2 separate regions of the Homo sapiens genome follow, and region 1 is linked to region 2. A link is a loop called in an ENCODE intact Hi-C map of the cell type or tissue named here. Cell type or tissue: endothelial cell of umbilical vein. All regions are shown on one strand. Each heading gives the region's core, and the rest is flanking DNA. Links, peaks and the distances in the headings are about the cores only. Region 1 holds the start of CFAP20DC (CFAP20 domain containing). Region 2 overlaps FAM107A (family with sequence similarity 107 member A).

Evidence for each region. Hi-C counts contacts between places; a loop is a spot of excess contacts. Peaks named below come from ENCODE experiments on the same cell type or tissue, not always from the same donor. Only the 100,000 strongest peaks of a DNase experiment are listed, where the experiment ranks them.
Region 1: a loop joins it to region 2, with 11 times the contacts of the local background. A loop is called at or near these places in 9 of 110 quality-filtered maps.

What each region holds. Positions count from the first base shown.
Region 1 is chr3:59,049,046-59,057,375 of GRCh38, forward strand. CFAP20DC (CFAP20 domain containing) reads right to left here and starts at 980. Exons shown (of 17, transcript NM_001394063.1): 1 at 566-980. The coding sequence starts at 586. In endothelial cell of umbilical vein, for the core only: a CTCF peak has its summit at 3,978; DNase peaks (open chromatin) are centred at 1,076 and 3,946; H3K4me3 peaks cover 910 bases; H3K27ac peaks cover 1,020 bases.
Region 2 is chr3:58,556,279-58,564,608 of GRCh38, forward strand. FAM107A (family with sequence similarity 107 member A) reads right to left here. Exons shown (of 4, transcript NM_001076778.3): 4 at 7,839-8,330. The region is part of intron 1 of LOC107984079 (a long non-coding RNA gene); the gene reads left to right. Among named protein-coding and RNA genes, the nearest start is that of FAM107A, 17 kb to the right of the region's middle. RefSeq lists enhancers at 4,016-5,016, 5,017-5,517, 5,518-6,018, 6,019-7,019. In endothelial cell of umbilical vein, for the core only: a CTCF peak has its summit at 4,564; a DNase peak (open chromatin) is centred at 4,643; H3K27ac peaks cover 1,447 bases.

The DNA of each region.
Region 1 (8,330 bases), core at 152-8,151, 490 kb after region 2:
ATCTGGGATGCGGGTCAGGAAATCTGCACGTTTACAAGCACCCCAAGAAAGCCTGATGTACTCCAACGTCTGAGATTCACTGACTCCCAGTTCTGTAAAAATAAAACAGCACATAGCCAAAGTGCTTATTTTCTTTCTTGATGTAACAATGCATGCATTCACTCATTCACTCTTCTAAATCGCTTCTGAGATACCAGTGTTGCATGAATACTGAGTCTCCAAAGCGCTTTGTTAAAACTCAAGATTTCTGGGCCCTGCCCTCAAGATTCTGATTCAGGAGGTTTCAGTGGGGCTTAAGATCTCCATTTTAGGTAGAATCACAGACAATTAATTCATCTTAAGAAACACTGAGTTGGAGAGTGAACAAAAGCCAAATCATACGCCTAGACATTGGTAAATTTTTCCTTCTCTCTGGGTCAACAGCATTCACCCATTAATTCTGTCTTACCCCTGAAAAAGACCTTATTATGGGGATAGAGGGTGCACTTTATCCTCACCCCGATCACGGACTACCTCACCCAAGAGGAGAAAGGTATAGACAGGTTGGAGAACCGTTTCGGGTTACCTGGTACTCATTTTTGAACATTCCCGCAGGGGGCCCAGGGCTTGGGGGGCACAGAGTTCAGGGTTTCCAGCGAGTGGCGTGACCCTGACGGCTGGAAATCGGCTGGCGGGAACCCAGGAGCCCGACGGGTGGGAAAGGGCTTCGTGCTTGGCCCAGACTTGGGCAGGCTCTTCTCAGCCCCTCCGGCCCCTGGTCAGCTCCATCTCCCGCCCTCCATCAGCACCATTGCGGCTCCAGCCTCCGCGGTGCCCGGGTCTGGGGAGGGCGCAGCTGCCTGGACGGACTCCGGGCCGTCCCTGGGGAGTGATTGTGTGTGTAACCTACGTGACGGGGCGCCCAGTCGCGGAGCCACAGACAACCGCCCGCTGGCCTAGGAAAAGCGGGCGCGCTCCCGCTGCCGCCCCACCCCAGAATCAAACCGCGAAAGAGCAGCGCCGAGCGCCACCCGCGTTCCGGCCGCGCCCATTGGTTCCCACTGGGCGCCTGCGCGTTGCGCTCTCTAGGCTTCTCGCCGACGGGCACGGGAGGATACGCGGTGACGTAGCGTTGCCCAGGCAACCGCGGGACTCCTGGAGAAATGGTGGGCGGTCCAAACGGTGAGCAGCACGCTCCTTACTTAGGTCATGACCTCTGCCGACTAAAAAGGCTAAACTCAGCGTGGATTAGGGCTATACCAGGTACTGGACTCTTCTAGAGTACTGTCACATCGGTTTGGTCTCTCCTCGTGGTAAACAGATAACTGGTAGGTTCCTGAGGGATACAGTCATGGACTCATGGAACCCTCACGCGGCCTTTGCTTAGAAGGTTCCCAAATTTGGGTTCGTTGAGGCAGTAAGAGGGTCTGCTGGACCCTTTCATTGTTTCAGAAGACCCTAGGAAGCCAAGATTTTTTTGTAGAAAATAATAACTTATTGAGACTAGCACTGGCTTAAGTGTAACTATTAAGTTACTTTATTTAGTTTCTAGATCAGAGCCACTTCTTACATGGAAGGTACTATTGCCAATTTTTGGCTAAGGAACTGTGGCTCAGAAAGGTTAAATGGCTTGGCCAAAGTCATATGGCACTGAGAGGTGACAGCATGCTGGCAGTCCTCAGAGCCCTCGCTTGCTCTCGGCACCTCCCCTGCCTGGGCTCCCACTTTGGCGGCATTTGAGGAGCCCTTCAGCCCCCCACTGCACTGTGGGAGCCCCTTTCTGGGTTGGCCAAGGCTGGAGCCCACTCCCTCAGCTTGCAGGGAGGTGTGGAGGGAGAGGCGCGAGCGGGAACCCGGGCTACGTGCCGCGCTTGCAGGCCAGCTGGAGTTCCGGGTGGGCGTGGACTTGGCAGGCCCCGCACTCGGAGCAGCCGGCCAGCCCTGCTGGCCCCGGGCAATGAGGGACTTAGCACCCGGGCCAGTGGCTGCAGAGGGTCTACTGGGTCCCCCAGCGTGCTGGCCCACCGGCACTGTGCTCGATTTCTCGCCAGGCCTTAGCTGCCTTCCCGCGGGGCAGGGCTCAGAACCTGCAGCCCGCCATGCCTGAGCCTCCCACCCACTCCGTGTGTTCCTGTGCAGCCCGAGCCTCCCCGATGAGCGCCGCCCCCTGCTCCACGGCGCCCAGTCCCATCGACCACCCAACGGCTGAGTAGTGTGAGCGCACGGTGCGGGACTGGCAGGCAGCTCCACCTGCGGCCCCAGTGCGGGATCCACTAGGTGAAGCCAGCTGGGCTCCTGAGTCTGGTGGGGAGGTGGAGAGTCTTTACGTCTAGCTCAGGGATTGTAAATAACCAATCAGCACCCTGTGTTTAGCTCAAGGTTTGTGAGTACACCAATTGACACTCTGTGTCTAGCTGCTCTGGTGGGGCCTTGGAGAACCTGTGTGTCCAAACTCTGTATCCAGCTAATCTGATGGGGACGTGGAGAACCTTCGTGTCTAGCTCAGGGATTGTAAACGCACCAATCAGCGCCCTGACAAAACAGGCCACTGGGCTCTACCAATCAGCAGGATGTGGGTGGGGCCAGATAAGAGAATAAAAGCAGGCTGCCCGAGCCAGCATTGGCAACTAGCTGGGGGTCCACTTCCACACTGTGGAAGCTTTGTTCTTTCACTCTTTGCAATAAATCTTGCTACTGCTCACTCTTTGGGTCCACACTGCTTTTATGAGCTGTAACACTCACCGCGAAGATCTGCAGCTTCTCTCCTGAAGCCAGCGAGACCACGAGCCCACCAGGAGGAACAAACAACTCCAGACGTGCTGCCTTAAGAGCTGTAACACTCACCGCGAAGGTCTGCAGTTTCACTCCTGAGCCGGTGAGACCACGAACCCACCAGAAGGAAGAAACTCCGAACACATCCGAACATCAGAAGGAACAAACTCCAGACGCGCCACCTTAAGAGCTGTAACACTCACCGCGAGGGTCCGCGGCTTCATTCGTGAAGTCAGTGAGACCAAGAACCCACCGATTCCGGACACAGCACCAGTTAGGAACTCTTATCTGATGCTGCACTCATGGTTGAGTTAGGTCAATGGCATAGGTTAATGCTAATCAGGTACCACTCATAAAATTCCTGCTATAGGCAGAGTGGCTCACAGGTTCACGATTCTGTGAGGTAAGGGTTAGTCTCCTTTCATTTGAGAAGATTGAGATTCAGAGTCGATTAGGAATTTACTCAAGGATGCAATATTGAGTTTCATTTATGTTTGAGTCTAAAGCCTGGAATCATTCCACTTCACCCAAAAACCTCAAACATTTATTGTCGTATCATATGCCAACTATTATGGATTATGTAAGGGACGCGAAAATAAATGATATTTGGACCTGCTCCTTATCAAGGATAAGAAGAGCAGATAAGGAACAAACCTTCTTGAACATTCTAAGCCAAATAATAGATGGAAAGGAAATAGAGGTGGGGGCCATGGCACAGCTATACATTGCAGTATAGTGTCTAGAATCCAAAATTCCTGATTTCTAGACTGGCAAACTTAGTTCAACAGCAGTTTCTTGTAAGGCTCTGTGCTGGAGGCTTTGACAATTGTGATCAATAGACATGGTCTCTGTCTTACAAGACTTATCTGTGGGGGACATTTATCCACTAATTCTTTTTAACAGTTTCTAGGAACATAAGATACTTCAAATACTATGCTAAGAGACTGGGTGTGCAGTGAATGGCCCTACCTTCATGGAGCTTACACAGGGGAGTGAGACAGATGATAAATAAAATAGCAAATAATTACAACTTGTGATAAATATCATGAATTCAATCACAGGGAGTAACATTGGGCGGGTATATTAGTTTCCTGTGGCTGCTGTAACATTACCTCAAAAGGAGTAGCTTAAAACAACAGAAATTTATTCTCTCATAGTTCTGGAGGCCAGAAGTCCAAAATCAAAGTATCAGTAGGGCCACACTCCCCCTAGTGGCTTTAGAGGAGGATCCATTCTTTGCCTCATCCAGCTTCTGGTAGCTGTTGGCACCCCTTGAATTGTGGCTTCATTTGGAGGCCAGAAGTCCAAAATCAAAGTGTCAGTAGGGCCACACTCCTCTAGTGGCTTTAGAGGAGAATCCATTCTTTGCCTCATCAGCTTTTGGCAGCTGTTGGCACCCCTTGAATTGTGGCTCCATTTCTCCAGTCTCTGTCTCACCTCCGTGGTCACATTGTCTTCTCTTCTGTGTGTGTTTTCCCTGTGTGTCTCTTATAAAGAGGTTGTAATAGTATTTAGGGCCAACTTTGATAATCCAAGGCAATCTCTTTATTTCAAGATAATTTAATCACATCTCCAAAGACCAATTTTTCCAAATAAGGAAACATTTACATGCTCCGGGGGTTGATGTGAATATCTTCTTTGGGCAGCTGTTAATAATAAGGATGGCAAAAGGTATAATGAAAATCTGGGAAGAATCTAGGGGACATCTTAAGGCTTCTAACAATCTACTTGGGTCTCTGAAAAGGGTCTTTTGACACCATAGTTGAAGTGAAATCCACAACTTTGCCCTACTTTATTTTTTTCTTCCTCTTATGATTACATGAGTTAATATGTTTATCATTTATCTACAACTAAAAGGGTGAATTAATAACCTCAATTTGTCAATGAAAAAATGAGCTACAGAATTGAAAATGAATAATTACAGTGAATCAGTAAGTCTTATTACTCAGGTGTTTTTGGTTTTGATCACCTGTTTATTCAACTTAAGACTAGAAGGAAACAGTGTCCATTTATTTCAGTGTCCTCACTTCCTAAAGAGAAAGTAATAGTCCAAAGCCAAACATTGTCATCTGACCGTCCTAATTTCTAACAAGTTCAGGAGACTCAGAGTTGGATTTTCATTAGCAAGTATGATATACTGCTTGTCCAGGAAATGGGCAAATCTGAAAGCTGCCCAAGTTTATCAATGGTATTTTGCCTATGGTGAGAGCCACCATTAACAATGACAATGGTAGCAATAAAACAAAAATAAGAATGTGCAGTACTTTAACAGTATGAATTCAAAATCAGAGAAAGGTGGAAATCCAACTTTACAATAGCAAGTACTCTTCAATTTGATTGAATGCAAGCTATGAACAAAAACTTGGATTTGACTATGACTTCAAGGATATCTAGCAGAATTCTGAAAAAAAGAAAAAAAAAGAAAAAAGCCAGCCTGCCCAAACAACTTGGCTTAAACCAAGTTATTTATGTTCATTATAAAAGATAAACCAAGTTATTTATGTTCCCTATAAAAGACAGTGAAACAATTTCTTTAATTGCTACAATTTTTTAAGAAGTTGGTACATTTAGTAATTGCGTTAAATTGCTTAACTTAATTTGATAACTTTAAGATTAGTCACTTTACAAGCTGTAAAGTGCTTGTCTTTGTTCTACAAAGAAAGTGATTGAAAAAAATAATTTGTTGGTATATTAATATTAAAGGATATTGGATAGTATTTAAAATGGAATAGACTAGAAACAGTTTTTAAAGAGTGGCAGTCTTCGTATGCCAATATAGCCATTCCACTTAGATGAGTATGATTATCAATTTGACGAGAAATAATATCTTTTGAACTAAGAATGTACTGTATTTACCACAATATTGTTGTAGTTTATATTTTGATTACAGTACATAATCTAATTATTTGGCTAATGGGAAGAAATAAGATATCTGTTTCATGAGAATTTGCTACACAGTAATCTAGAAATGTTTAATACTTGAAGGGTTAATTTTTTATACATTATGGAATAGCTTTATGAATGATAATGTTGAGTTGATAGGAAAGTTTTGAAACTGGGCCTATTTTATAGTTTTAAGCAAGAAAAATTAATGATACCAAAGTTATTCATTTGACAGGTGATTTGAAAATAGTAGTGTCTTCTTTTTTCCAGAAAGTATGGAATGGTGAAAGTTTTTGAGGGCTTTACTGTTTTTAGATTTTCTCCTCAAATGGGTTTTTCCCCCTTCTCAGGTCCATGAGATCCTATGGGGACTATTTCTTGCCTGTACCTATAGATGACCAAGTACTTCAAAAGTCATGCATCATTTTAAAATTTCCAAAACCACTTGAAAGCTTTCTCAGGAAAACAAGACAAAACAAAAAAACTATCCCAGTAGTTTGATAATTAGGTATGAATACTTTCCTAAATAAAGTAGCTTTACATAGCAAGCACTTAGGTTTAGAAAAACGACCGTTTGCCAAATGCATCTTTGAAAGGAATACATTTATTGAGTGGATATTTAGTATTAATTTGTTTTACAATGACATAAATGATCAAGGTTTTTAACAGACAAGTTAGATCTAAGTAGCAAGTTTTTCTTGGATAACTTTCTCTAACCTAAAGCCAGTTAGTGTTGATTTGTGATAAAAGGGCTGTAGAAAACTAGATGTTTACATGAGAAAGAATGAAATTGGACTCTTGCTTTACTTTTTAAATGTATATACATGAATTAACTCAAAATGAATCAAAGACATAAGACCTAAAATTATAAAACTCTTATAAGAAAACATAAGGGGAAAACTTAATGACATTGGACTTGGCATTGATTTCTTAACAACCTAGAGTAGATCCAGCTGCATCTAGAGGTCAGAAACATCATCAGGTTTCCTTTCTCCACACTGCTTCCTCTAGGTTGCCTCAGTCGTTAGGCTGGCTCTCTTTAGGTTTACAAAATGGCTATAGCATTCTCAATTTTACATTCTGATATCGCTAAATAGAGCATTTGGGGCTAAAGTCCTGAAGTTTACCTTCATTTGGATCAGTTCAGGGGATATGCCTATCTCTGAAATAAACACTTTGGTCAGATAAATAAGCTTAAGGCTAGATTAAGTGCTTATTCTTAAACCAGTCCCGGCAAACAAGGAGATGAGATATATTGATTGGCTGGGAATGGGGTACCACCCAAACATGTAACTAGGAATGGGGAAGGATTGTTTCCCAAAGGAAACTCTGGGTCCTCTTCTAGGGAAGGAGGAAGATGGATATTGGGCAGCCAAAAGGAGATATCTACTATAATGATTTTTTTTTTTTTTTTACAAATAACAGACACCAGACATATTTTTTAAAAACTCTAACTATACATGAATAATTTAATATGAAAGAAAGGTTCGCTAACATTCTTTAAATGATTTGATGTACATATGTGTAATTCAAATATCATAGGCCCTTTTCATTATCCCAGGATTTACATTAACTCCTTTTTTTTTTTTTTTTTTGAGACGGAGTGTGGCTCTGTCGCCCAGGCTGGAGTGCAGTGCAGCGATCTCGGCTCACTGCAAGCTCCACCCCCTGGGTTCACGCCATTCTCCTGCCTCAGCCTCCCGAGTAGCTGGGAATACAGACGCCCGCCACTACGCCTGGCTAATTTTTTGTATATTTAGTAGCGACGGGTTTTCACCGTGTTAGCCAGGATGGTCTCGATCTCCTGACCTCGTGATCTGCCCACCTCAGCCTCCCAAAGTGCTGGGATTACAGGCATGAGCCACCGCGCCCAGCCTCATTAACTCTTAATATTCAAGCCTGGATTTTTTAAGCTCTTACCTGCTTAGTAACAGGAAATCCAATGTTATTGGATGCCTGTGTATTTCCAGGATCTTTAAGAGGATACTAAGTAGCCAGGAATCACTTCAGAAGTGATTACTTAACTGCATTTTTTTCTCAGACCAAACATTTTTATGAGGGATTCCACTTAGTTGCCATTGTTACCACTATTGCCAAAGAATACCTGCCATGTTTGAAGTTGTTGAAATTAGAATGTAACTGCTTTCGCTAATGTCACCAGTGAAGCAAAGACATCTGGAAGCTGGCCTGACACTCACAGCTAGGTTTTGGTGTTTTGTTGTTGCTATTGTTACTGAACACCAACAGTTTCACAGAATATCAACATCATACAAAACCACTCTGTGACCATGATGAATCAAGATAAAAACATGAATATGGTCCAAATCAAAAAGATGACTAAACATTTCCCTATCGTGGTTAATATGAGTGACTGCTGCTTCTTTACCAATTATAGCTAAGCCTTACTTCATTCTTCCTGTCTTATATATAAGATTTATTAATATTCCCAATCATTGAAATACTCTTGGTTCCTGACAGGATCCAATCCAGAGCAAAGCTCTACTTCCCTAAACCCTCCCCTAAATCAGCTAACATAAGCCCAAATCCTATAGTAAGTTCTAACATCCTCTTACTAGCATACCCAAGGTTCCCCAATGGTGTATTTTCTTCCTTGTTGCAATGAGTAATGAACCCAGCTTCTTCAACTACTGATATATCCCTGATGTTCTTTGGCTGGGGGGCATTAACACCAGTAA
Region 2 (8,330 bases), core at 3-8,002:
TGTCAAGATATCCATAAAAGAGAGAGCGAGGGAGGGAGAAGGAAGTGCCATCCTTGAAATGTGTCCAGCCCTGCACTAGGCACTGGTGTAAATGTCCCAGAAACTGCTGGACACATAACCATCCTCAACACATATCTCTCTCCTTCCCCCAGTTTCCTGAGCTAAGGGCAGAGATGTGGACTTCTGTGCCCCATTTGGCCACTGTCTTTTCTTTTTTTCTTTTTCTTTCTTCTTCTTTTTTTTTTTTTTTGAGATGGAGTCTTGCTCTGTCACCCAGGCTGGAGTGCAGTGGCACGATCTCAGCTCACTGCAACCTCCGCCTCTTGGGTTCAAGCAATTCTCCTGCTTCAGCCTCCTGAGTAGCTGGGATTTCAGACACCCATCACCATGCCTGGCTAATTTTTGTGTTTTTAGTAGAGATGGCGTTTCACTATGTTAGACAGGCTGGTCTCGAGCTTCTGACCTCAGGCGATCCACCTGCTTGGCCTCCCAAAGTGCTGGGATTATAGGTGTGAGCCACCACGCCTGGCCAGCCACTGTCTTTTCTAAGAGCCGTGAGTGAGATGGGGCTGGGATTCTTGTCCCAGGGGCCTACTCTGCCAGATTGGTAAAGGCGGGGCTGCCTGCCGGCAGGGAAGGAGGAAGGGGGAAGGCTGTTTGGCCTCAGCATGCTTGCAGAATATTTCTGGTGACAGATGGGAAAGCTTGAATGTGGGTGCTTTGCAAAACATCCTCCTGCAGCCTCCACCAGCGAGTGCTGCCAGGATAATAAAGCCAGACAGATGTGGGTTCAGATAAAATGGGGGTAATGACAGTCTTGGGGATTAAATGAGAGAATTCATATAAAGTGCTGAGCACAGTTCCTGGCACAGGCACTAGATGTTCAATGAGTGCGCTCTCATTACCCTTGTCACAGATGTTTAAAATGGAAAATGAGGTTCAGCAAGTTGCCCAGGCTTGTGACAAATAAGTGGCAGAGCTGGGGCTTGAATCCAGGTCTGGGCCATAGAATTAGCTCTTGTCTCCCCACCCCACTGCCCCAGCAGGACCAGAGCTGAGCAGTTCACCTGGGATTTTAGCAATATAGAATCACAGGAAGAATGTTCCTGCCTTTCCCATAAAAATGCTGTTTTGAAAACAGAACATTATGTAATTAATGTCCTTTCTCGGGCAGATTTGAGCTCTGATTCCTCTTGGCATTTTATGTTAAAAAGAAGTTTTTCTTTTCTGGCAAGCCTGCATGATTGCTAATAACAGTGGAGCAAAATAATTTTTGCTACAGCTAGGAAAAGAATTTTTCCTCAATCCTCATGAGTTCTTAGTTGGGACGGACCCCTGTAACAAGACAGATTGACGAGAAAAACAGTTTAGTGACGCGTGCAATGCATATCACGTGGCCGCAACTTCAGTGAAAAGTAACTCAAAGCAGTAGCTTAGAACTCTGGCTTATGTAACCTCTTCAACAAAGAACAATAAATCTGTGGAGAAATGACAGGACAAAGGTAAGCAGTTTTAGGCTTCCAACAGCTGGAAGCTCAGGAAGGTAAATATATGGGAGGAAACCACTGGAGTGAGGTTTCCTTGCAGATTCCTCTGGTGCCATCTCTGAGCTCTTAGGAGTCTAGAGTTGTCTCCAGTAAAGGTGAATTTATATCCTGCCTCTAGGCAGATAAGGGGGAGGGTGGAGGGAGTTTTCCTGTGTTTGCTGCTTCTTAATTGCCTTCAACTCAAAAATAATTTTACGTCAAAGAGGATACTTTGGGGGGACATATCCTTTGACAGCCACTATAGGTTGAGTTCTTACTATATTCCAGGCCTAGGCCTCATTGCTTTACAAACAAACTCTCATTTAATTCGGAAGACCCTGTGGAGTAAGTACTTTGACATCTGTTTTACAGTTTAGGAAACTGAAGTGCAGTTTTTCCTAAAATTGTTGCTAGTGGATGGTCGAGACAGGATTTGAAGCTAGGTTTTGGAATTTTTCTGGTTTTTGTCTTTTTTTTTTTTTTTTTTTTTTTTTTGAGACGGAGTCTCGCTCTGTCACCAGGCTGGGGTGTAGTGGCATGATCTTGGCTCACTGCAAGCTCTGCCTCCCGCGTTCAAGCGATTCCCCTGCCTCAGCCTCCTGAGTAGCTGGGACTACAGGCGCCTGCCACCGCGCCCGCTAGTTTTTCGCATTTTAGTAGAGACAGGGTTTCACCATGTTGGCCAGGATGGTCTTGATCTCCTGACCTCATGATCTGCCTGCCTCGGCCTCCCAAAGTGTTGGGATTACAGGCATGAGCCAGTGTGTCCAGCCTGGTTTTTGTCTTTTTTTGGCCATGGGATCTGTGTTTAAATGGAAATACATGGAAACAAACATTGAGCTGCTCTAATTAAAGTTGAGAAAAGTGGTGATGAGGGCAAGGAGATTATAAATGGCTTGGTGTCACTCCTCACTTCCCCCATGAAGCAAAATTTGAAAATCACTGAATTGTTCTGCTTTCTATGACTCCTTCTATGTTTATAGATAAAGATTGGATTTCCTTTTCTGCCTTGCCTTCTGGGAGGCTCAGGCCTTCTTTGTTTTACTCAGTCATGCTAATTCTCTTCAAATTGGGGTTCTGGACCAGGCACAGTGGCTCGCGCCTGTAATCCCAGCACTTTGGGAGGCCGAGGTGGGCGAATCACTTGAGGTCAGGAGTTCGAGACCAACCTGGCCAACATGGCAAAACCCCATCTCTACTAAAAATACAAAAATTAGCTGGGCATGGTGGCACATGCCTGTAATCCCAACTACTCGGCAGGCTGAGGCACGAGAATTGCTTGAACTTGGGAGGTGGAGGTTGCAGCTGCATTCTAGCCTGGGCAACAGAGTGAGACTTTGTCACAAAAAAACAAAACAAAAACCAAAACAAACTGGAATTCTGAAATAATTTTCTGTTTCCCATCTTCCCATTACAAAGCCCTTCTTTTACTCTGTGATCACCCTTTAATCAGGCTGGCATGGTGGCTCTCGCCTGTAATCCCAGCACTTTGGGGAGGCTAAGGTGGGAGGATCGCTTGTGCCCAGGAGTTTGAGACCAGCCTAGGCAACATCACAAGACTCCTATCTCTAAAAAAAAAGAAAAAAGAAAAAAAGTTAGCTGGATGTGGTGGTGTGCACCTGTAGTTCCAGCTACTTGGGAGGCTGAGGCAGGAGGATTGGTTGAGCCTAGGAGTTGGAGGTTACAGTGAGTCATGATCGTTCCACTGATCTCCAGCCTAGGCAGCAGAGTGAGAACTTGTCTCAAAAAAAAAAAAAAAAAAAAAAAAAAATCAAGAACCCCGAACCAACACTCATAATTTACAGTTGCCCCAGGCTGTGGCTTAATGATTAAGACGAACACAAGTGACTGACTTGGGGGCAGAGGGCTGGCTGGTGTTTGTGTTGAGGGGAGTGTTTTCAGCATCCCTGGATATGCCAGTCTGCCTGTGCCCCCACAGCTCTCTCCCTCTACGGGGCATGCCTGAGGTTGGCTTTGCAGGAGGAGTGAGCGTTTTATCTTGGACAATGGGAAGGTTGAGCTTAGGTGCCCTGATCCCATGGGAAACCCTTCCTTGGAGGAGGGAGCCCTGGCTCACTTAGCTATTGCCAGGCAACCTGGGAACATGACTGGTGTTCCTCATTGGGCAGTCCTGCTCATCTCTCTATAAGGTCCTTTCTAGGAAGTAGACGAGTACATGTAATGAAAGGGCTAGCTTTGGAAAACAAGCCCAGCCCCATGTCCTCCTCTCTGGATGAGTGTCAGCCAAAAATCAACTCAAAACATCTCCTTGCTGTGGACTGAAGATTTGTCTCCCCCTTATTCATATGTCAAACCCTCATCCCCAGTGGCATGGTATTTGGAGATGGGGCCTTTGGAGGTAATCAGGGTTAGTTGAGGTCATGAGGATGGGGCCTTCATGATGAGATTAGTGTCCTTATAAAAAAGACACCAGAGAGCTTGCTTTCTCTTCTCCCTCTCGCCCAGTGTGAGGACACAGTGAGAAGGTGACCATCTGCAAGCCAGAAAGACAGCCCTCACCAGAAAACAACCATGAGGGCACCTTGATCTTAGACTTCTAAGCCTCCAGAACTGTGAGAAAATACATTTCTGGCTGGGCACGGTGACTCACGCCTGTCATTCTAGCACCTGAGGAGGCCAAAGCAGGTGGATCACCTGAAGTCAGGAGTTCGACACCAGCCTGGGCAACATGGTGAAATCCCATCTATACTAAAAATACAAAAATTAGCTGGGCATGGTGGCAGGCACCTGTAATCCCAGCTACTTGGGAGGCTGAGGCAGGAGAATTGCTTGAACCTGGGAGGTGGAGGTTGCAATGAGCTGAGATTGTGCCACTGCACTCCAGCCTGGGCGACAGAGCAAGACTGTCTCAAAAAAAAAAAAAAAAAAAAAAAGAAAAAGAAAAAGAAAATGAAAATAGATTTCTGTTGTTTAAGCCACCCAGTCTATGTTCTGTTACGGCAGCCTGAGCTGACTAGGACATCCAGACAGAAGGAGATTAAGGCAATTAGTTCTGTTCTTCTGAAGTCTGGCAGGTGGGGGCACTGTAAGGCAAGAAACTAGCAGGAGTGAGGTGGTTACTGGTTTAGTGGGTCTTTGGAGGCACTGAAAAATCAAATTGTTTACGTTACTGCTCAGCAATGGGAATGCAAAGAATGCAAGGAATCCCATCACAATGGTAGATTCTGACTTTTTTTTTTTTGGAGAAGGAGTCTCTCTCACACAGTGTGGAATGCAGTGGTATGATCTCTGCAACCTCCACCTCCCGGACTCAAGCGATTCTCTTGCCTCAGCCACCAAGTAGCTGGGACTACAGGCACGTGCCACCACGCCCAGCTAATTTTTGTATTTTTAGTAAAGACAGGGCTTTTTCATGTTGGTCGGGCTGGTCTTGAACTCTTGGCCTCAAGTGATCGCCCACCTCGGCCTCCCAACGTGCTGGGATTACAGGTGTGAGCCACCGTGCCCAGTCGATCCTGATCCTGGTTGAATTTGTGGGTGGAGGCGTCTGGGGCATCTGGGGATGGAGTTTAGCAGCAAGTGGACATTCCTCACCCCAGAACTAAGGTAGGTCTGCATTGACCTGAGTCCTTTTTTTTTTTGAGATGGAGTCTCGCTCTGTTGCCCAGGCTGGAGTGCAGTGGCAAGATCTTGGCTCACTGCAGCCTCTGCCTCCCGGGTTCCAGAGATTCTCCTGCCTCAGCCTCCTGGGTAGCTGAGATTACAGGTGTGTGCCACATGCCTGGCTAATTTTTGTATTTTTAGTAGAGACGAGGTTTCACCACATTGGCCAGGCTGGTCTCGAACTCCTGACCTCAGGTGATCCACCCGCCCCAGCCTCCCAAAGTGCTGGGATTACAGGCGTGAGCCACTGCGCTCGGCCGAGTCTGTTTTTATAGTGCAGAGGTTAAGTATTTCAAGTTCAGACAGACAAATGGCAGATAAAGTAGGTCCCTGAATCCCATGGAGCATGGTCAGGCTGGTGCAGGGGCCTCCTAGGAGCACTTTCCAGGAGCAAGGCCTGGCTGTAGTGGAAAGAATGCAGACTCTGCAGACAGGTCACTCTGGGTGAGAATCACATCTCTCCTGGGGCATTGCCTTATGTCTTCTGGCAAGGCCCTTCACTTACCTGAGCCCAGGTGTCTTCATCTGCAGAGTGGGGAGGAAGACATCTGATTGTCATGGGTGCTGACATTGCTGGCCCCCTATAAATGCAGTGACTGTCAGACCTCTGAGCCCAAGCTAAGCCATCGTATCCCCTGTGACCTGCACGTATACATCCAGATGGCCTCTAAGGAATGACAAAAGAAGTGAAAATGGCCTGTTCCTCCCTTAACTGATGACTTTACCTTGTGAAATTCCTTCTCCTGGCTCATCCTGGCTCAAAAGCTCCTCCGCTGAGTACCTTGTGACCCCCCACCCCTGCCTGCCAGAGAACAACCCTCCTTTGACTGTAATTTTCCTTTACCTACCCAAATCTTATAAAATGGCCTCACCCCATCTCCCTTTGCTGACTCTCTTTTCGGACTCAGCCCGCCTGCACCCAGGTGACATAAATAGCCTTGTTGCTCACACAAAGCCTGTTTGGTGGTCTCTTCACACAGATATGAGTGAAAGTGATCATTACTGACATCCATTCACAACTTTCCGGGGTGCCTAACTATTTTCAGGGCCCTGGATAAAGGTGAGCAGAATCAGACAGGGTCCCACCCTCACAGGGTTTGGAGTCAGTATAATCTCAAGTGTGGTGAGGCTGCCCTGCCAAATCTCCTGTGGTGTGAGGACTCTTGTGACACACACGCTGCAGGACCAGGGTTGGAGGGTCCCTTCACATCCTAAGGTCAGCCCTCTCTCCCAGGTTTTGTGTTTAGTGCTGGTTTGCCATTGACAGGGGCATTCTGCAAACCCAAACCAGGACCCGAGAGAGTGTGGCCCCCGCAAGAACGGGGGTTGCTGTCTTGGCTCCCTGTTTAGGGAGAGGTCTGAAGTCAGAGCTGCTGCAGCAGCCTTTTGCTTCTCCATGGTCTCCAGGCTTGAGTGATGGCCTCATCATCAGCCTTCAGGGATGATCTGACTCTCTAGACACTCCTGTGGTGTGCAGGAGCCATGCGGCTCTGATGCGGGTCCTGCCAGCATGATGCCAGTGAGGCCCAGGTATATTGATGAATGCCCAAGTGGGCAGATGAGGGCTTCCCAGCAAATGGATATCTGTGGGTCAGGGTGGAAACCGTGGAGGAAGGAGGCAGGTAGGGCCTTCTCTGGTTGCTATGGGCTGGACCTGGGAGAAGGCTAGGTGTATTGCAGAGGGAGAAGGGGTTTCTCATTCTTTCATTCGACAAACACTTCCTGAGCATCTTCTCTAGGCCTTGTGCACTAGGGATTCAGAGTAAACAAGATAGACAAGAATCTTTGCCCTCATGGAGCTGACATTATCATTAGGAGGGACACACGAGACAAATCAGTAAAATATAGAATATGTTCAATGGTGATAAACAGTAAGGGGGAAAAAGAAGGCAAGGCAGGCAGAGGAAGACTGCAGAAGTTGAGATTTTAGATGGGGTGGCTAAAGGGGACCTCATTTAGAAGAAGTGTGATAAAAGACCTGAAGAAAGCAAGGGAGTGGGCCGCGAGGCTCTTGGAGGGAAGGATACTCCTGGCTGGGGAAGAGCAGGTGGAAAGGCATGGAGATGGGGCATGCCTGGAGAGGGTAGGAGGCCAGCACAACTGGGACTGTGTGAGCAAGTGGGAGAGTGCAGGAAGGAGGTCGGAGGCTAAGAGGGAGCTGGACTCGCAGGACCACCTGGAATGCAGGAGAGACTCCACTGGGAGCCCAGGGAGGGCTCTGTGCAGAGTCGCAAGTTCTGCCTTAGACTGGAGGAAGATCATTTTGGCTCCTCTGTTGAGAACAGGGTGTAGGGACAAGGCCAGTAGGGGAGACCAGTTGGGAGGAGACCACTGCAGTCATCAGATGAGGGGGAGGCACTGCACCTTTGTTCTCTACTGTGTCCCAGCCTATGGCATGCATCCTGGCATGGAGCAGGAACTCGATAAATATTTGTTGAATGATGTGTGCTTTAGTCATGTCCAAGTACCAGTTTTCAGACTCATGCTAGGTAGGCTATATGGGGAAGGTGCAGAAAAACAGATCCCAGGCATTGCAGCTGGGGATCCTGATCCAATAGGCTTCTGATGGGAAAGTTGAATCTGGATTTTTAGCACAGCCTGCAGGTAATTTTGGACAGGCAGGGACTGGCCTTCTGTGTCAGTTAGGGATGATTTTGGTTGCAAGTAACAGAGACTGACCAACAATGGTTTAAACAAAGAGGGATTTATTTTATTTACAAGAATTCTGGAGAAGGATGGCGGCTGGTATTGGCTTGGTGAAATAATGATAGGGTCAATGACTCTGTGATTCTCTTGGCCTTTTTGTCATGGTAGCAAAGTGGCTGCTGTGGCTCCAGGCATCACACCCTCAATCAAGGTAGGAAGAAGAGGCCCAGGGAGGTGTTAGCCATGCCTGTGTCTTTTATTGGAAAAGCTTTCCCAGAAGCCCAGGTAGACTTCCTCTTCAATTTCATTGGCCACACCTGATCACATAGCCATCCTAAGCTGCAAAGGAGACTGGAACAGTGAAAATCTGGATTTACAGCCTCCACAGTTGGAGTGGCTGGAGATACAGAGTTGGGACGACCCCTGAAAAGTGAACCAAGGTCGTCTGCACGGCTGCCCTGGAGGGCGTGGTGCTTGAGGTCCCTTCTACCTCTGGGGCTTCATGGAATGACTTGTTGCCTCCATGGAGCACCT